Regions from separate parts of the Mus musculus genome. Here region 2 is linked to region 1. The links are chromatin loops, found by intact Hi-C in ENCODE. Cell type or tissue: left cerebral cortex. All regions are shown on one strand. Each heading gives the region's core, and the rest is flanking DNA. Links, peaks and the distances in the headings are about the cores only.

Evidence for each region. Hi-C counts contacts between places; a loop is a spot of excess contacts. Peaks named below come from ENCODE experiments on the same cell type or tissue, not always from the same donor. Only the 100,000 strongest peaks of a DNase experiment are listed, where the experiment ranks them.
Region 2: a loop joins it to region 1, with 1.8 times the contacts of the local background. A loop is called at or near these places in 3 of 42 quality-filtered maps.

The regions. Positions count from the first base shown.
Region 1 is chr8:34,314,447-34,324,696 of GRCm38, forward strand. It overlaps the pseudogene Gm8254. Among named protein-coding and RNA genes, the nearest start is that of Gm33831, 67 kb to the right of the region's middle. In left cerebral cortex, for the core only: no CTCF peak of the experiment used is centred there; DNase peaks (open chromatin) are centred at 2,604, 5,963 and 6,622.
Region 2 is chr8:34,367,308-34,377,557 of GRCm38, forward strand. It overlaps Gm33831 (a long non-coding RNA gene), which reads right to left. Exons shown (of 5, transcript XR_870318.2): 5 at 9,775-10,045. Among named protein-coding and RNA genes, the nearest start is that of Gm33831, 14 kb to the right of the region's middle. In left cerebral cortex, for the core only: no CTCF peak of the experiment used is centred there; DNase peaks (open chromatin) are centred at 4,134, 4,885, 5,328 and 8,392; H3K27ac peaks cover 2,222 bases.

The sequences.
Region 1 (10,250 bases), core at 1,418-9,417:
CACCATGTAAAAGATAGAAATTCAACAGAAGAATGAGCAAATGTCTCTAATAGAAACCTCAGAAAGAAGACACCTGAGAAGAAATAAGAAAGTAAGTGTGAATTAGTCAACTCAATTGATCATTTGAGGAGGGCCAGCTGATACCACAGCATAATTCTAGAATATGTGACTAGAATGACCGAAACAAGATGCACAGGAAATGCTCAGGGCTGGTAAAGCTGTATCGTTACGACTAGCTCCCTCATGTGCTGTTCATGAAGCATGCGTTTGATGCAGAAGACACTAAAGGACAAACTATTGGCCATGGTCTACTCCAGCTGGGAAACACTAAAATCTAATTCAGAAGCTTCAGTGTTAGGTGACTATATGCACCAGGATAAAGTGTTGCATGAACCATTGTAATGAGTTAAATGAATGGAAACTAGGGAAGGAAGGAGGTGGGGTGGGCAGATCTTTTGAGACCATTGGATGGTTTGTGTTAGAGAGCTGGGACAGCAGAAAAGGAACTTAAGTCAAAGTGGGGCCTTGGTAAGTGGGATATGAGAGAGTGATGGAAGTTAGTGATATGAAAGAAAGTGGGCTTAGCTTATGACATCAATTCCCAGATGGGAAGAGAATTTAATTTATCAAACATTTGAGCAAATCAATAGATGATCTACCATCCCACTCAAGAAGAAATGAGAATAGATGTCTATGATAGCTAACCTTGTTCTTAGTTATATGTAAGATATTGAGACAGAGTCTTCCTATGTAGCACAGGCTGGCCCTGAATTTGAGATGCCTTGAAATGAGAGATGTGTAGTACCATGCATGGCTAGGCAATAGTTAGTCTTGCTTGACAACCTGGTTGGACTGAGGACCATTCACAGCAGCAGAGAAGAGCCCTGTATGTCAGAAGAAAGTGAGCTTTGGATGTAGTTGGCACCACTCAACTATAGTTTCAGGGTGATCAAAAAGGGAGGGAAGGAAACCCACTAGCACAACATTCTCTGCTTCCTGCTGCCAGGATGTGGTCAGATCTGCCCTGCCCACCCTGCTACAATAAGCCTCAAAAACTGATCCAAAATAAGTCTTTCCTCTCATATATTAGTTAACACCTTTTACTTTTATTTTCATTTATGGATATTTTCCCTGCATGTATGTCAGTGTACCACATGCATGTATAGCCCATAGAGGCCAGAATAGGATGTCATATCCCCTAGAACTGGAGTTTCAGATAGTTGGAAGCCATTATGTAGGTGCTGGGACTTGAACCTGGGGCCTCTGGAAGAGTCGCCAGTGCTCTTGACCACCATCTCTCCAGCTCGCTCCCTTATATTAGTGATGTCAGGCATTTCCCTGTAGTGTCGACAAACAGTGAAGATACATGTTAGTTGTATATTGACAGGTTTTGAAGGAGTTTTCTGGGGTGCAGCCAGATGATACTTGTCTTACATAATGATATGGCCAAAGGGGAATAGGTTGGGCCCTGGAAGAAGTGAGAGGTGAGGTTTTGGATTCTCGACTACAGAAGAATCGGTGACAGAATGGAGGAACAGGCTCTTCAGGGCAGGGCATATTGCAGAACATGAGGAAGACTGGCGGCCTCTTGAAGATCTACAGGCTAAGAAAACAATAATGTGTATACTCTAATGCTATGCTATGTACAATGAAGGCTTTCAGAAGAAAGAGGAGGCAGAATTTAAGGGATCATCACCTACTAGAATTTCCAAAAAGAATTCCACAACATGCCGGCACATAGCACTCACGAAGGCAATATGACTTCCAAGAGCCAGTGATAGGATGCAGTTGAAAGTGGTAGAAGAGAAAAAGCGTTTCTGTGAGTGAGATCAGGTTAGATGGTGAAGTCCCAGGAGGAGCGCTGCATTCTTTGAGCTCTCTGTCTGCAGTAACATCTGGAGAGAGAGAGAGAGAGAGAGAGAGAGAGAGAGAGAGAGAGAGAGAGAGAGAGAGAGAGAGAGAGAGAGAGAGAGAGAGAGAGAGAGAGGGAGGGGAGGGAGGGAGGGACATATACCTATGTAAATATGAATACAAGTCTGTGTATATGCGTGTACAGGCACACACACATGGCTGCATCTATATGTATTATAAATGTATAAATGCTTTTATGACCTCGCTTGAATTTCCAGCCCACATAAATCTCCTAAATAACGTGCCTACTTCAGAGACAAAGGATACCAGAGTATTAATTAGGCTAAGTGTTTTATGTGATGATGCGGTGGGGGGAGTTTGTGGGGTCAGGGTTTGAGCTGGGCCTGGTGCCTCATCCAGGCTAAGTACTAAAAAATGAGGAGTGTGTCTGAACCTTTCTCTATATCTTTTCAGTGTAATATATCTCATGGGGAGTTGGTTCTTTTAGCCTACTGATTCTTTTAAATATGTGCTGTGAACATTCTTTAAAGTAGTTAAAATGGAAAATCAAGCCAGCATCCCATCCATATTCTCCCCTTTAATAGACGTCTCTGTGGAGAGCTATACTTGGCTGGGAGGACGTGAAGGAATCAGCCCTCCCTGACCTGCGCGAGCTCACTGACCGGAGGACGTGATAAATGGTGCCCATGCATGCTCTTCGATCGTCATCTCTACAGATTCACAGGGACAATGCCAAGGCAGTTCAGCTTGAACAAATCACGTGGGTGTTAGCGAAAGGGAAGGTTCTGCCGGGCAGTCTCTCAAAAATGGTTTTGAAACTCTGCTCTGCGGACCTGACCTCTTGGTTCTGAATGTTTTGGGGGAAGCAGTTTATAAGCTGATGGAGCATTCTGGCTTAGCCCGCTTCCTGAATCGACTAGGGCTTTTATTACCACTTAGGAAAACCTGCTCTTCTGAAAATTGTACGGTGAACCCTTAATGAGTTCTCAAACAAGAATGAGGTAATCTTCATGATAATTTAAAGTATTTCAGAGGTCAGGGGGAGCTTATCGTTTGCTTTATCACAGACAGAATTGACTTTTCCAGTCAATCATTTAAGCAACAAACTACCTATACTATGCATATTATCACGAAGACATCTTTTTCATATGCGTGTTTCTTCTTGTAGGTGCTTTGGGTGTTCATCAGCGAGGCAGGAAAGAGACCAGATGGCTCATTATTAGAAGCCGATCATTAATTTAGACATCCTTTCCCTCCTCCCTCCCTCCACTCTCTGTCTTTGAGTCTATCAGGAAAAACGGTAATTGACTATCTGGGGGAAAAGGGGACGTTGACTGTTTTGGAATGGCTGGCTGAATAAAAGACAAGGGCTCCTCCTCCCTCGGACGAGCAGATGTGTGCTTTGTTATAGGTTCATATTGGGTATATTAGCTTTGGGGCAAAGTGTGATGGGTCGCCATGAATCTACAAGGGAATTTCTTAGATGGGGGTTTGAATGTATTCTGTTGGTTTAACATGTTTCTCCAAGATGGAGATGTAGGTAAATCAGGGATCTGAAAAAAAAAATCCTTCTTGGAAACATTTTTTTTTTCAAATATAAAAGAATGTGTTGACCAGGTCACATTTAGGTTCTCAAAGTGTCAAATCCTCAAAGGCAGAAGTAAAAGGCCTATTTGAAAGGACAGTTCCTTAGCACCTCTCTGAGACGAGGTCTTTCTAAATAATGATACGTATAAAAGAAATGACTGGAGGTCTATAGTCATAAGAAGGGCATGGAGTTTTCAGACTATCAAAACCAAATATGGATGCTCCAGTAAGTGATGTTCCATTACCCCCCCCCGCACCCCACACACACACACGTACCCCAATCAGTAGCTACATCCAGAGGTTCAGGGTTTGTGTGACTGCCATCCTTCCAAATTCCTTTCATTTACAAAGGTTGTAGATAGTGGTTGTGAGGTAGGTGTGGCTCAACAGAGTCCAACAGTGTCTTCTGGTGTGAAAGTCAGAGCCATTGAAGTGCTCTGGGGTGAAGCTTGCTCTCTTTCTTTCTTTCTTTCTTTCTTTCTTTCTTTCTTTCTTTCTTTCTTTCTTTCTTTCTTTCTTTCTTTCTTTCTTTCTTTCTTTCTTTCCCTTCCTTCCTTCCTTCCTTCCTCCCTCCCTCCCTCCCTCCCTCCCTCCCTCCCTCCCTCCCTTCCTTCCTTCCTTCCTTCCTTCCTTCCTTCCTTCCTTCCTTCCTTCCTTCCTTCCTTCCTTCCTTTCTTTCTTTCTTTCTTTCTTTCTTTCTTTCTTTCTTTCTTTCTTTCTTTCTTTCTTTCTTTCTTTCTTTCCCTTCCTTCCTTCCTTCCTTCCTTCCTTCCTTCCTTCCTTCCTTCCTTCCTTCCTTCCTTCTTTCTTTCTTTCTTTCTTTCTTTCTTTCTTTCTTTCTTTCTTTCTTTCTTTCTTTCTTTCTTTCTTTCTTTCTTTCTTTCCCTTCCTTCCTTCCTTCCTTCCTTCCTTCCTTCCTTCCTTCCTTCCTTCCTTCCTTCCTTCCTTCCTTCCTTCTTTCTTTCTTTCTTTCTTTCTTTCTTTCTTTTTCTTTGCTTTAACCCCAACTAGCAGGCAAGTGAAACAAATTTTGAGAAAACATTCAAGAAGCCAAACTCCCAATTTGCCAAGGGAGTGTGACTATCATTTGGATAGTTAGAGAAGTGAGAAGAGGTGGTTGAAGGTGTTGCCCCATTTTGCCTACTGCCCAAAGTACCTGTCACTCAAAAGATGAGTTTTATGAAGGGGAGTTTGCTTATGTGGTGACCACCACAAGGAAGTGAGAACCTCAAATCTCAAAGCCACCCTTGTGAGAACAGCATTTAGGGGCATTTATGAGACAGAGAAACAGTTACCTGAGGTGAAGGAGGAAGAGGAGGAGGAGGAGGAGGAGGAGGAGGAGGAGGAGAAATGGGAAACTGAAGTCATCAAGCCAGGTGTAATGAGACATGCCTACAATCTCAACACTCTGGAGACAGAGGCAGGAGGACCTCAGCTATTTCAAGAATAGCCTGATCTACATAGTAAGTTGCTATATGGCAAAGCCCCATTTCAAAACAAACAAACAAACAAACAAACAAACAACAAACAAGTAAATAGAGGTGTGATGGATGGTTTGGGTATGCAGAGACTTACTTCATGGCTTTGCCTGGGAAAATGGTGGTTTATCACGTGGAGGGTGAGTTTGGCCATCCAGCACTGACCACGTCTCATGTGACATCTACTCAAGTGAAGGGATTAGTGTGTCGGCTAGTCTGAGGTGGACAGAAGTGTTTCTAAGTCTTTGAAAAACATCTCAAGAGACGGCTTCCACAGAGACCATGCATGCAACAGGGTGTCCTCTAAACCCAGCGACAACAGCAAGCTGCTAATAAGGCTAGTGAAACCCAGGGCTTCAGATGTGGTAGAGAGCATTGCAGAAAAATATCTATCAAGTCCCTTGTTCCTTCCCACTTGGCTTCCAGTGGGCATCCTGGGAGGTTTCTCTCCACCTCTCAAGACCTTCCTCCCCCGCTGGTGTCCATTTTGAACTGTGAGCCATCTGCGAGTGTGGGAGCCAACCTGTCATCTTGGGATGTCCGTGACAAGCCTAACTTCCCCGGCCTGCATCTGAAGATACTTCCAATGCAAAAGGTTCTGCCCACCCAAGTGTGACTCTCCTCCCTCGCCAGTCCCATTTGCTCTAGTGGGGGCATGCAGGTGACAATTTTTATGTTAGGGCCTAGTCATGGCCATATATCCAGTTCTCTATGTTGGAATGAGGTTTTGATTTTTTAAATCTTGGGGAGACACTGACTATGCTGGAGCAGCCCCATGTGTCAGTTTGAATGGGCAAGGCTGGAAGCACTCAGTCACATCTGAGGAGGGCAGGCCTCTGGGTAGGAGTGGCTGAGGGGGAGCTATTTGCATCTCTGACCTGCCGCATGCCTTCGCTGAATGAAATTCATATAATTACTACACACCGTGACTTCCTCTAGAGTTGTATCCGTTCCTGTTGGCTTTTTCCCCCCCTTCTTCTTCCTCCACTTCATGAGTATCCAATTAATTAACAGTTGTCATGGTGACTGTTGCCATGACAGCATAAAAATTTCCCAAAGAGCTTCTCATTCATATTCTAATGAAATAACATGTACAGAGCCGGGTGGCTGGAAAAAATGGTCAGGAGGATTCCAGAAGAATGGAGAGGAAATGAAAGGCTGTTCTGCCGGTTGTCCAGTGTTGACTTTAGTCTGCTTGTCTTCAGTGAGACTGGTTTTATTGCTCTTTATTAGTTTTCCTATAGAAATGCCCAGTAATTCCTAGGGCCAATAATATTATTGTGCAAAGCAGCTTAACTTAACCTATGGATGGACAAGCTTTTTGTCCTAGGTCAGAAGATGGGGGACATACTGATTTTCTTTTATTGTTTGGTCTGATGACATTGCTTGTAGGATACCTAATGGGTTCTCTTAGGGCCAATAAAGAAAGCAAATAGCCTTTGGCAGCTTCCACCTCTCAAAAGATAGCATCAGTCACCTGTCCACACGTAATTCAGCAAGAAATCCAAGATTTCTTGGCTGCCCTTGGAACACTGTCCCTGGATTGTGCGTTCCTGTTTAATGTTTGTTATGGTTTAAATATGCAAAGTTCCCCACAGGTTCCTTGTTTGACTGCTTGGTCCCATCTGCTGGTGTTATTTTTACAGGGTTTGGGGAATTTTAGGATATAGGACTTAGATAGGAAAAGTAGGTTCCTAGAGACTGTAGGTTTTATGGGGTATCTTGTCTCCTGGTCCTTTCTGTTCCTCTCTTGTTTCCTGTCCACTTAGCTGTAAGAACATCTGCTGCCACATAGTCTCAGGCATGTGAGGCTAAGTGAGCAGAAACTGACCAACCAGAAGCTCTGAGGCAAATAGAACTCTTCTTCCATTTAGTTGTTTCTGTTGGGTTTCTGGTTATGGCGGTGCAACAGTGAGCAGTGCATTGATTCTCTCTGTTCCTCCATGAAGGATGAAAAATTTCTAGAACCCTTCCAACCACAGGCCTTTGTGTACTAGTGCCCTTTTCTAAATCTAGTACTTCAAATATTGGCCAAACCTGTGCTTTACAGTCTGTTCCATTTAATCTCTTATTTACAGGCCCAGCCGGCATGGGCTCCATGGGGGACAACACTGGCCATGTGTGAGGCCCAGATTCTTAGCCTGTGGACAAAGCCTACTGTATTCTTTTCTTCAACTTTTTCTCCTCACAATGATTCGTCTACTCCAGTGCTTAGAGTCTTTAGCATATAATTCTTTGTGTGTGAGTGAGTGTGTGTGTGTGTGTGTGTGTGTGTGTGTGTTTCCAGTAAACTTTATTGATGGTATTTAAGACAGTAGGGAGGGCTCCCTAGGCCCCTCCCATTATTATGGGGGTTTGGGATGGAAATTGTGAGGAAGATGCTCAGTGTTGGGATAGGGACTCCTCAGCAACCGAGGGCCTCTCTCTTGCTCTCAGTGTTCTTGTTGGGGTGGGTGGTCCAGTTTTTCTTCCTCCTTGGAGGCCATGTAGGCCATGAGGTCCACCACCCTGTTGCTGTAGCCGAATTCATTGTTATACCAGGAAATGAGCTTCACAAAGTTGTCACTGAGAGCAATGCCAGCCCTAGCATCAAAGGTGGAGGAGTGGGAGTTGCTGTTGAAGTCGTAGGATGCAACCTGGTTCTCGGTGTAGCCCTGGATGCCCTTCAGTGGGCCCTCAGATGCCTGTTTCACCACCTTCTTGAGTCATCGTACTTGGCAGGTTTCTCCAGGCAGCATGTCAGATCCACAATGGATACCTTGGGGGTAGAAACAGGGAAGGCCATGCCAGTGAGCTTCCCATTCAGCTCTGGAATGACCTTGCCTATAGCCTTGGCAGCACCAGTGGATGCAGGGATGATGTTCTGGGCAGTCTCATGGTCATCACACCATAACCTTCCAGAGGGACCATCCACAGTCTTCTGAGTGGCAGTGATCGCAAAATTGTCATGGATGACCTTGGCCACGGGGGCTAAGCAGTTGGTGGTGCAGGATGCATTGCTGACAACTTGAGTGAGCTGTCATATTTCTCATCCATCAGCTGTTCACACCCATCACTAAAATGGAGACATCAGGAGAAGGGGTGGAGATGATGATCCTTTTGGCTCCACCCTTCAGGTGGGCCCTGGCCTTCTCCATGATGGTGAAGACGCCAGTAGACTCCAAATATACTCAGCACCAGCATCACCCCATTTGATGTTAGTGGGATCTTGCTCCTGGAAGATGGTGATGGGCTTCCCGTTGATGACAAGCTTCCCATTTTTAGCCTTGACTGTGCCATTGAATTTGCCATGGGTGGAGTCATACTGGGACATGTAGACCATGTAGTTGAGGTCAATGAAGGGGTTGTTGATAGCAACAATCTTCACTTTGCCGAGCAAAAGGCAGCCCTGGTATCCAGGCATCCAATACGGCCAAATCCATTCACATCGACCTTCACCATTTTGTCTACGGGACGAGGCTGGCACTGCATGAGAAGATGTGACTATCTCTGGAACAGGGAGGAGCAGAGAGCCAGCATATATTCTCTTCCTTCCTTCCTTCCTTCCTTCCTTCCTTCCTTCCTTCCTTCCTTCCTTCCTTCCTTCCTTCCTTCCTTCCTTCCTCACTTCCTTCCTTCCTTCCTTCCTTTCCTTCCTTCCTTCCTTCCTTCCTTCCTTCCTTCCTTCCTTCCTTCCTTCCTTCCTTCCTTCCTTCCTTCCTTCTCTCTTTCTTTTTTCTTTTTGGTTTTTCGAGACAGGGTTTCTGTGTAGCCCTGGATGTCCTGGAACTCACTTTGTAGACCAGGCTGGCATCGAACTCAGAAATCCACTTGCCTCTGCCTCCCGAGTGCTTGCGTTAAAAGGCGTGTGCCACCACGCCTGGCTCATATAATTCTTTTAAACTTAGCTTTTATTCACTTATGTTTATTTTGTGTGTATTTGTATACATGGGAGACAGGAACACAGTTGGCAGGGACAGTTATCTCCTTCCATCCTATGGGTTCTGAGTTAGGCTTGCTGGCAAGTACATTTGCTTGCCGAGTCATCTCTCCAGCCTCATTTGTTATCGTTGTTTCGGACACATGCTATATGCAAGTCTAGTTCCAAGCCTCTGCTCTTTGTCTGAGCAGCATACTTCTCAAATCCTGCCTGGAGCTCTCCTCGCTCTACTGTTGCCTCTTTGCTTGCCCCTACCTTCTATGTAAGGATCTGAATTCATTCTCGTTGTTATTCTTTGAAGATTCAGGGCTGTGTGAACTAAATTTTCATTCTTGCTCCTTTGGGAACTAAGATGCCTATTCAGATGTCTAACTAAGATGTCTCTCAGATGTGGTTCTATATCTGCAAAACACTGTATGGTTAATATTTTATCATCTATGCCCTGAAACCCTTCACAAAGGGTGGGAATGCTCTCTAGAGGCTCTCTCTCTCTCTCTCTCTCTCTCTCTCTCTCTCTCACACACACACACACACACACACACACACACACACACACACACACACACACACACACGATGTTTGCAAGGACCAATTTAGCTTGAAGGGTCCATTATTTGTATGAATAATTTTCTCAATAGATCAAAGATAGGTGCAATGGTGTGGGTGGGAGGTGTTACTTTAGTCCCTTGCAATCCACATCCACTCTTGATGAGCCCTCCCACTTCTTCATCCTGGGCCACTGTTGCTAGGATACTACACATCCCTCTACCTCCAATGGGTTTGGCTTAAGCTGGGTGGTCAACCCGGGGCCAAAGGGAGCTAGGATGCACACCTGCCTGCTGAGCCTGCTGCACCTTCAGCCTGGGCTGACTCCCAGGGGAACCACAGGCTCTAGGCCAGTGCTGCAGCTGGGCCTGCCACCTTTCTGTCAGCCATAGTTGGCTGCTGAGAGGGCCCTAGGCTGGGTGAGCCATCCCCCCCTCCCAGTAAATATACTTTCTTACAGGGAAGAAATGTACCCAGATGCCTTGTGGGACATCCTAAGCCTTTTACACCTGCATTGCCGAATCTTTTGTGCCTCCAGTAAACTTTACTCAGGCTTTGAAGTCTTCCCATGGCCCACAATGCTTGCCTATCTTGGCTTGATGTGACTTTTCCCTTATGACCCAGACAGACCCTTTGTTGGCTTATTTATGTTGTTTCTCTTGTTCCTTGTAGCTGCCTTAGCTGTTTTGGAATCTGATCTACATGGCAGGCTCAATCATTCAGACTCACCAAAGCCTTTCCTATCTCCTAAAGACAATGTAACAGCATGGGCTTAATAAGGCCACTGAGGTCCCACACCAGTCCCTATTTTAACTCACTATAACATAGTCCTATGTGACCTGCAGCCC
Region 2 (10,250 bases), core at 833-8,832, 52 kb after region 1:
TGTGTGTGTGTGTGTATGTGTGTGTGTGTGTGTGTGTGTGTGCGTGTGTATACATATAGGTATCAAAGTCAGAGGATAGCCATGGGTGTTACTCCTTAGGCTGACTAGCCAGTCAGCTCCAGGAACCTGCCTGTCTCCATCTCCTCAATGCTGGGTTTACGAGCAGGTGACACTACCCTGGATTTCTTTCTTTCTTTTAATGTAGATTCTGGAAATTAGACTTAGGCCTCTTGCTTGCAGAGAAAGCACTTTACTGATTGAGCTATCTCCAAATCCCAATTTTTTTCCATTAGCAAATTCTATAAATTCTATTGTTTATATTTTCTGCCATTTGTTTATTTGGGAATGTTTTAAAGCACCTAAAGGAGTTTTAAAAAAGAGAGAGAACTCAATGTTTTCTTCACTCCCATTTTCCCCAATGTAACATTTTGCTCCAAAATACTTCAATAAGAATCTCCTATGAACAGAGGTGCATTCTCCTCCAGAGACACAGTGCTACGTATGTAGCTGTGAATGTATCTGTGCACCTGGGGGTAGTAAAAAAGGCATAGCCTCGGAACTGGTTTGGAGCTAAGCTGTCAACACAAGGTTCCAGAATTCTTGAATATTTTGGTGCAGGTTTCCTACAAACGAAGGCATTCTCTGTAGAAGCACATTATAGTTGCCATCATGAGGTAATTAAGATTCATATGTAAACATTGAACAATAATAATCATATGCAAACACGGCTTGGGCTTCAGTTGTCCCTGATCTGTGCTTTGAGGCTAAAAGATGTATCCCTAACCTGAGTTGTGCCTCTAGATTCAGGCAGTCTCCTACTACTTTGACCTCATAATGTTGACCCCAGAGATTAGGTAGGGTCATTCTGGACAGTGTTCCTTGTGACATTGTCTGACCTTCACAGTGAGTTTTTTGGCAAGAACATTAGAGAAGTGATTCTGGACTCTCCTTGGGTTCTGTCTGGGAAGTATTTTATCAAATTCGAGAACATTTACTTTGGTTATCAAATTAGCTTGGTATCTGTGGTCTTTTCTAGTTAATAAGTTAAGTAGCTCCTCAAGGGACTGGAGGTCGGGTGGAGATGGGGTGGGGTGGGGAGGAGGTGTGGGATGTGGAGCGGATGAAGAATGCATGGGGGGGGGAAGGGAATAGAATATAGAGTGTAAACATAAATTTAAAATAAAATAAAATTTAAGAAAAAAGGGAAAAAAGAAAAAATAGTTAACTATCTATTAATTAATTAATTGATGTTGATGTTTGAGCTTAGGGTTATGTTCATGCTATACTAGGCTAATGACATCTTAAGCCTTGGCTTCTCAAGTTTATTTATTTAAAATGTTTTATTCTTATTTTATGTCTATAGCATTTTGCTTGCATAACTCTGTGCACTATGTGCCTTCCTGCTCTCTGTGGAAGCCAGAAGAGGATATTGGAACCACTTGAACTGGAGTTTCAGCATAAGACTGAAATCCTGTAACTTCCAGGGAGAAAATAGTGAGTGCACTTCAAGATACGGGCACAGGATGTTCTCAAGTGGCTTGTGATCACTCAGGAAAGAAGGCTGGTAAACAACAAATGGGATCTTATGAAGTTTAAAATTTAAAACGCTGTACAGCAAGGAAACAGTCAATTGAATGAAAAGGTAGCCTGCAGAATGGGAGAGAGCTCTTTGCCAGCTGTACATCTGACAGAGGACGAGTACCTAGAATATACAAAGAACTTAAGAAACAAAATATCAACAAAACAAACAACTCAAACATGTGCATGCTTGCATACGTGTGCACACTTACACACACACACACACACACATACACACACACACACACACACACAGTGGATCTAAACAGAGTTCTCAAAACAGAAAATGCAAATGGCTAATGAATATTTTATAAGCTAGCCACAAGGGAGAAGCAAATGAAAACTACTTTGAGACTCCATCTCTCTCCATTCAGGGAAGCCCTTGAGGGTCCCCAAATAGTACAGGCTGTTTTCCGCCATATAGAGATGGTAAGACCTTATTGCTGAAGACCTCACATATTTTGGTTGATTTTTGACATGACTGGGAGACTTCATTCCTGGCTCCTAGTTTTCATAGTTCTCTGCAGGCTGCTGGGAAAGGAAACACATCAGCGAACTTACCCAGCACCGTTCTTACCGATGCCAAGACTGCACAGAGTGCAGTCGTGGCATCCCAGTCTGGGTGGTAACCAACCAGTTCTGATTGGACTTGAAACCTGAGTCACAGGACACAATTCATGCCTGGTAGTGGAAACTTGGTCAAAAGACCGTGAGTCATAAACCCTGGTGGGGGGACTTATATTGTTCTGTTAAATGATATTGTTATAAAACTGCTGTCTTAAGTATTTACATTTATACCCAGAGAATTGTGTTGCTCTCAGAGAATCTTTCTTTTGTGGTATAGAGTGCTCAGTGTGGATAATCATAACTGGGGCTGATTCAGCATTAAAGTGCTGAAAATAAGTGTCCCTAAGTAGGACATCTTTATCACCCCCCACCCCCACCCCAGTCCACCAAGGTTCATGGGGCATGCAGAAGAAGGGGCACACAAAAATATAAGGCCTGGAAGACAGGGAGGGATACAGTGACATATCTTCTGCACCCAAGTACTCACAGAAGCTTTGATTACTCATTCAAGACCTGTCTTCACAAGATGAGACCTGCAGAAATTCCAAACCAGAGAGGGGAGACTCACTGGGCCCCAGTCCTAGCTGAAGAGATATTGGTAGTTAATGGCTTCTTCTGGGGGAGAGAGTGAATTCCTTTGAGTGGCTACTGGTAGGTTGCTCATGATACAGTAGATGGCTCCACACCTGTTACATATGAGCATCACTAATTGGACTCAATGGCTTATGGAAGGGGAAGAGGAGAGGAGGAGGAGGAGGAGGAGAGGAGGAGGAGGAGGAGAGAGTCATGAAGTCAGGAGGAAGATGTGTTGGGGCTAAGAGGAGTTTGAATGGGGAAGTCAGGGATAAATATGATCAATATATATTATGTACATATATGAAATTCTCAAAAATAAGTATATATATGTATACACACACACATACACACACACACTAGTTTAGGGTGTCAACTTGACACAAGCGTAGTTATCACAGAGAAAGGAGCCTCCCTTGAGGAAATGCCTCCATGAGAGCCAGCTGTGGGACATTTTCTCAATTAGTGATCAAGAGTGGGAAGGCCCATTGTGGGTGGTGCCATCCCTAGGCTGGGAGTCTTCGGTTCTATAAGAAAGCAGGTTGAGCAAGCCAGGGGAAGCAAACAAGAAGATTATTCTATGGCCTCTGCACCTGCTCCTGCCTCCAAGTTCCTGACCTGCTTGAGTTCCTGTCCTGACTTCCTTTGGTGATGAACAGCAATGTTTAAGCATAAGCTGAATAAACCCTTTCCTCCCTGACTTGCTTCTTGGTCATGATGTTTTGTTCAGGAATAGAAACCCTGACTAAGACAACATATAGACCATTCCCTCACATAAAACAAATACAGTGAGTTAGCTGTTAATCTCATCCACCTAATTTAATTAATGAATTCTCACAACAGCTTCCAGAATAATGTTTGAGCAACTATCTGGACACCCTGTGGCCCAGGCCAAGCTGACAAATAAAGTGACTCACCATGTCCCCCAATTCCCATAGACATGTGTGAGTTGGAAGTTGAGTGGTGAGTCTGCTCTAGGGGCTTACCCCTCCTCTTCAGCCACACTCTTGCTTCCTGGTTATCAACAAGGAGGTAGGGAATCTTTCTTCTCCTCAGACACTTCAGCAGGTTAGTCAGAGCATCTGCATGGATTCATAGATGTTGGGAGGAAAGGCAAATTTGACAAGTTAGGGAATGATACACCACCACCCCCCCCATGTAGGCCTCCTCTGCCTCCTCCTGTCTGCCCCTTTCCTTCTGGCATCTCCCTAAAAGGGTCTGAGCAGGTCTCGGGGCCAGTGGTGAGGTGGGCTCTTGAAAGCCTGTCAGCTCCTTCAGAAGCTTTGGCTGAGGAAGTCTTCCTGCTTCCCTGGGGGAGGGGATCAGATCGGTGAGCAGCAGGGCCGTTTTTCTCTCTACCTAGATTCTCTAACCAGCAGGGAGAAGCCATCAACACCTCAGAGCAGGCAGGCAGCTGGGCCAGCAAGCAGCTTATTATCTGCAACAAGATCACCCCATTCAAAACCCATTTTTTTAGTCTCTTAGCAAGTCTTTGTGTTTTCCTTGTCAATCACATATGTAGAGCCTTATCAATAGTATTCAAGGAAGATTAAACATTTTAATTGCTCTTTGCTCTCCCTGGTACAAGCCAGCCTGTATCACATGGTTTCCGCAATTATCTCGCTGAGCTATAAGCTCAGCCCTCCTTGTTTCTTTGCTTTCTCCCTCCCTTCCCCAGTTTCCATTTTTCCTCCTCTCCTTGGTCCCTCGCCGCTCCTTATTTATCCAGGAGGTATTCATTAAAGCTCTGCGTGGATAACAGCAGGTAGAAAGATGGGCGAGAACCCATTACTCCTGAGATGGTCACAGCGTAGCGGAGGGAATAGAAATAGAAGCACACTTCATAATGCCTTTGTGATTAAAACCTGTGACTCAGACTGAATGATGCTGGGGAAATTGAGTCAGGAAGCCCGAGAAAGGTATGCTGTGCAGCTTAATGAGAGCCGGGCTGGAGATAGGCAGGGCTGGGGGTGGGAGAGCATCTGGGGAGACCAGCAACGGGATAATGGGAGAAACAGAAAACTTAAGTTAGCCCAAGACAGTGTGGCTGTGGTGTTCTGCCACCACATCCCAAGCCTGCTTTGTCAAACAAGGATTTTTAGCGTCTTTTCTACATCCTTGGAGCACCCCCTCCCTCGCCACCTGACTCCCACACTTTCTACTGCTTTGCCAACATGTGGGCTGATGTCAGCTCTCAGAAACACTTTTTGGATGCTTGGTAGTCTTTATGTGCCCGGCTGATCTTGCTCTTGATCAGCGCTTCATCTTCAGCACAAGGCTTGGGGCTGTGCGTTCCTCTCTGATGGATTTAAGTGACCCCCAAAAAGCTACAACGGGAGCCAGCTCCTTGTCTGAGGCCTGGGTAAAACATCCAGGGGTGATTCACCATTACTCAGTGGCTTGCTAGTTCATACATTCCAAGCAACTCCATTTTGAACAAACCAAATTGGGCAGTGCAGGCAGGCAGGCACGCACGCATGGACGCACGCACGCACGCACGCACGCACGTGACCACTCAGGTGGGCTAGGAAGCTGAGGCATGTGCTGATTCATTTCCCAGTAGCTTGGAGGGAAGGCTCAGGCTTTTGTATTCCTATGTAAAATAGCATGCTCACGTCCTTTGGGAGGAGTAGGAGTGTGAAACTGTGGCCACAGTGACAATAACATGGGAGGAGGATGAAAATAGCAGATGGAAGTTGCGATTTTGGCCGACAGAAATAGGAAGCTGGTGCTAGGTCATCCGCCTAGCCCCCGGCACCGGCCTATTAGCTGTCATTAGCCCTTATCCAGGAAACAATTTGCATCCGTTGAAATCCTTGTAACATTGGATTTCTGCCCACAGACTCATCATCCTGCCTTTTTCTGGTGGATTAAAGAGAAAGTGGCCTGTAAATTACATTTCTTTGTGGGCAGAAAGTGCTATTCTGTGGCCCAGGAGACAATGGGTTGGGGCAGCCTTTGGAGCAGCAGCATGGCTGGGGTGGGGTGGGAGTGGGAGGGAAGGGGGCCTTGCTTTGTAATAGAGCAGAGGATACATAAAAGAGCATCCCGTCCCACCTCCTGCTGAGCCGACTTCTGGGTCCTCCAGAACGGGAAGTTCCTTGTGGAACCCAGCCTCGATAGAAATCGTTCCCCGGGACTATGTGACCATTGAGGTTAGGATTTCTTGTGCAGGTTTCCTGTGGTTGGCCCTACTCTAAGCTCCGAAAGCTTCCCCTCTTAGGTGTACTGGGGACCCCGCTTCAGGTGGGGGATACATCCCTGGCCTAGCAGCTTAGCCCTTTGAAGCAGGTCACAACACTGAATGGCCCTCTCCCCAAATTTCCCTTTTGACACCTGTTCTCCATCTCCTGGGGGTTAGTATGAGTCCTCTTCTGCTCAGATAATGATCATCCCATTTTCAAGACAGTGCGGCCTGTTGTGAGGAGCAGTGGACTCCGTGGACAGGACCCTGAGATGGAGCCCTTATATTTTCAAAGCGTTAGGGTTTTTGTTCACACTGGCGCCGAATCATGGCCCCCACACCCTCTCTTTACTTTATAGTTGATAGAATTTTTTTCTAAATTGCCTAGGATGGTCTAGTATTTACTCTGTAGCCTAGGCTGACCTTGAATTTTTAATACTTCAGTCTCAGCTTCTTGAGTAGGCGAGATCAGAACTGTATGCCACCAGGCCAAGCGACCCTGCCCTCTCACGGAATGTACTTGTAGTCCATTCACCTAACATCTCTGAGCTCCAGACTCTCCTCCCCCTCCCCTCCCCTCCCCTCCCCTCCTCTTCCTATCAGTTCCCCACTTACAGAGTTATTATTGGTCTATAAAATTACTATGCTGTGAAGAATATTAAAATCGTTTATGAATGGATTGTGAGAGACGTTTAAATAGTTCAGCTTGACCTTCACACCAGGTTGGGGACTCCTCAGCTCTGTTTAGCATAGAAGCTCTTTGCCTGGATGTCACAGTTTGAGATGGGAGTCATTATGAGAACTCCTGGCCACTACCTTATTTCCAATCATGGTTTAAGGGACACTTTCAAATAAGACCTTTAATTGATATTCCCTTCCATCATCTCCATCCTTGATCAATACCTATAACATGCCTCTGCCCTTGACACATGTTTTTAGTAACTGGTTGAATTACTGGGTTTGTATTACTCAACAGTTTGGGATGTTTGTCTTTCCCTCCTCAGTTAGAGAGTATGACTCGAACTTTCTTATTGGGGATCTCTTCTCCCACTCGCAGATAGGTAGGTGCCTTAAGACAAGGCATGGCAGGTCGCCCTCATTTTCATAGCTCTGGTGCCTGGGGCACAGTAGATGCTGACACGTATTTGTTGAAATAAAATGGCAAACCGCATTGTGATTGCATATCCACAGAGTGCAGAGTGGGGACGGAAGCCGCGTGCAGGTACCATGTGACATAGAATTACCTCATTTTTTTGAACTCTGATGATCTAGCACACACAAGTGCAGCCATGGCAACTGCTGTCCTTGGAGACTCCTGAGATAGACCCCTTCACAGTGAACTCTTATTATCCCCTCTCTTCCCATCTGGCCTTCTGGACTCACGTGGTAGAGCTGGATCCATCGTGGCCACTACTTCTAGGGGACAACAACATCCTTTTCTTACTAGATAATTGAATTTCCAGGCAGGTTATATCGTCTCTAAGACACCCTGGTGCACAGTCAAGTGTCTGGGTTCTGAAGTACAGATTTATTTCGTTTAAAAAAAAAAAGAGTGTGACTGTCACTTCTCCTTTGCCTATTCCTGTGGATGAGGCTGTCAAACCTCTGGGAGAACTGATTAATAAAACAGTCACCAGGTACTTGAGGCATGGATACATCACGGAGCACAACTGCTGTGCTCAGCTTCAGCGTTCATGTGTAATAGTGTCTTGATGTGTACATTGCTATCTTGGAGCCAGACTTTTTCTTACCTAAGGAAGGACCAGTGGGTATGGTTTATCTCATGTTGTTGTTTGTTTTTGTTTTGATAACGAGGAAGCTGAGATCCAAAGTGGACCCAGTCAGGGTCCATTTCTGCTCAAATGTGACCTTTCTGGTTGTTTCTCCAGGGCAGGGTGAGAGGTTTACCATCCCTACGACAGGCATAAATGGGGATGAATTTGCACAATTATACAGCAGCGTTTGCAGTGTGGAAACAGGCCAGAGTGAGCAACATGGGAGAAGTCCAGAAACGGGCAGAACCATGGCTAGCACATCCCTAATGGTATCTATTTAATAGCATTAGGATTAGGAGCCTGGCAGCTGGCAGTTCAAGAACACAGCTTGTAGGAAAACTCAGCCTACGTAGATGCAGGACTGCCGGGGCCTAGGGAGATGTGGGAGTTAGAGGGCAAGTGACTAGGGAGATGGTCCGGCCAGAGTTCCTACTATTAGGGAGAAGGCAAGTAGCGGGGACTAGAGGAAACGGGATCTGGGCCCTCGGGTGAGGTGTCCCCACCAGCAGCCTCCATCCCTGCCAGTTAACTATCTCATTATGCAATGCAGACAGGCCCGTGTGTTTTCTCCAGATTATGTCTCAATGGGATTTGTTGTAATTAAGTTCTTTTGAAAACCTTGGATTCTGTTTACAAATAGAGTGATGCCCCAGCACAAAATTATGTAAGGATAGCAAGCTATATAGGAACTAAAAATCTGAGGTTGGCCAACCAGCTGCCTACAGTGCAGTACTGCTCTGAATAGGAGCTGTGACATCTCGAGCATGCTGGGGGTGCCAGCTCAGCCTCTTGTCCTTGGATCCTTCTCTGTGGTTGTCGCCTCACTCTGAGACTGTTCTTTGACTCTCTTGGGCCCTTTCCCTGGCCAAACAATGAAGACAGAGCTTCGACTATACCAGGGCCATGTACGTGGTACAAATTGTTCAACCACTGAGACATATCTCTCCTCCCATTGTCTCTTACTGGTCAGTTTGAGGTGGGCTCTTGGACTTGTCCAGGCTAAGCCTCAACACGGGAGCCCTCTTGTCTTCCAGGTGTGCACCACCTCCCATGGTTTCTAATGCTCTACACCTTGATAGGGCTAGGAGATTAGAAACCAGGCAGCTGTGAGGGTGGGCATGCAATACTTCTATTTTTTTTTTTTAATGTGAAAAGCTGAGGTGTAGAGACTTGACATTCTCATGAAATAGGTGAATAGAAAAGAAAGCCAAGGCCCTGATCCCTAGGCTGGCTTTCACACTGTCCTAACGCAGAGAAAGACTTAGGTATCATTTTAATTGTCATCTAACATACAAGGTAGGGTTCATTCATCCTTTAGGAAAACAGCATCCTATCATAATCTAAAATAAAGGTGTAGAGTTAATTCCCATGCCAGGAGAATACAGTCCTTAAGGAGTTATGTGTACAGGGGCCTTGACCTTGAGCGAAGTGTTATAGTGAATAATCTCTGAGTATATCCTGGGGAGCGCAGAAGCTGGCCAGACAATTCTAGAAGTAGCTATCAAGGAAGGATGGTGGGAGGGGAGCAAAGAAAAGAGATTCAGTGGAGTAAAAAAAGCAAGGAAGGCTGCAGGTGAGAGCCGTTAGACTTGGACCTTGAAGGAGAACCAGAACAAGGATTTTCTTGTACGAATGCCGTTTTGTGTGAGTGTTTGGTGGTGTGTTTGTGTGGGTGATATGTGTTTTGTGTGGTATACTTGGTGTATCTGGTATCTTTGCTTGGTGTGTGGAAGGGGTGTGTTATGTTTGTGGTATATGTGTTTTGGGTGGCATGAGTGGGTGTGGTGTGTGGTCCATGTCTGATGTGCTTGTGTTTGTATACATAGATGTGCGTGTGGGGGGGGAGTATGTGTAGATATGGGTGACACGGAGGGATTCTGAGAGCTTTGATTCCCTTAGGAATCAATGGTTTGGTTTCCCAGAGAGAATGAGGTCAGGCTAAGATGATAAGACCTGCAAAGGTAGAAGTGGGGTGGACCCCAGGAGAGATGGGCAGAGAGCTTCCACACATCTATTTAAATGTATATAGAAAACTATATACTTCTGTCTGACAAGAATGTTCAGATCTGGAATTTCCAGCGAATTTCCCCTCAACCTTTGCACAGTTAACACAGGCAACTAGAGAGAGGGAAGAACAGAGGTTCAGGAAGAGTGTGTGAGGAGAGAGTCATGCAAGGGCTTGGAAATGGGCTCCTTAGAGAGCTGCCCCCCACAGCTGGGGCCAGAGTGAGAAGATGCTGATTAGGCTATTCCTGTTGACGGAGCCTTGCTGACTTTTCAGGGCCCTGATGAGGCTGTGGGGTGGAGAGTATGGGGCAGTCTCTGTCTTGTCGGATCTTCCAGCATGCAGCACGCACCACAGGGTAGCCTGTGTAGGAGAGGCAGACAGCAGAATGATTAATGACCACAGCAGCTGTATACCCAGCAGGAATGCATGAATTCTTGCCCTCTAGGGTATGCCAGAATTCAGTGAGGCACAGAGAGAGAATATTCCAGAAGGGGCTGCTTTTGCCCTTTAAAGGAAGATGAGGATAGGAAAGATTTAGCTTCCTTCAGGTGAAAGGAGGCCATTT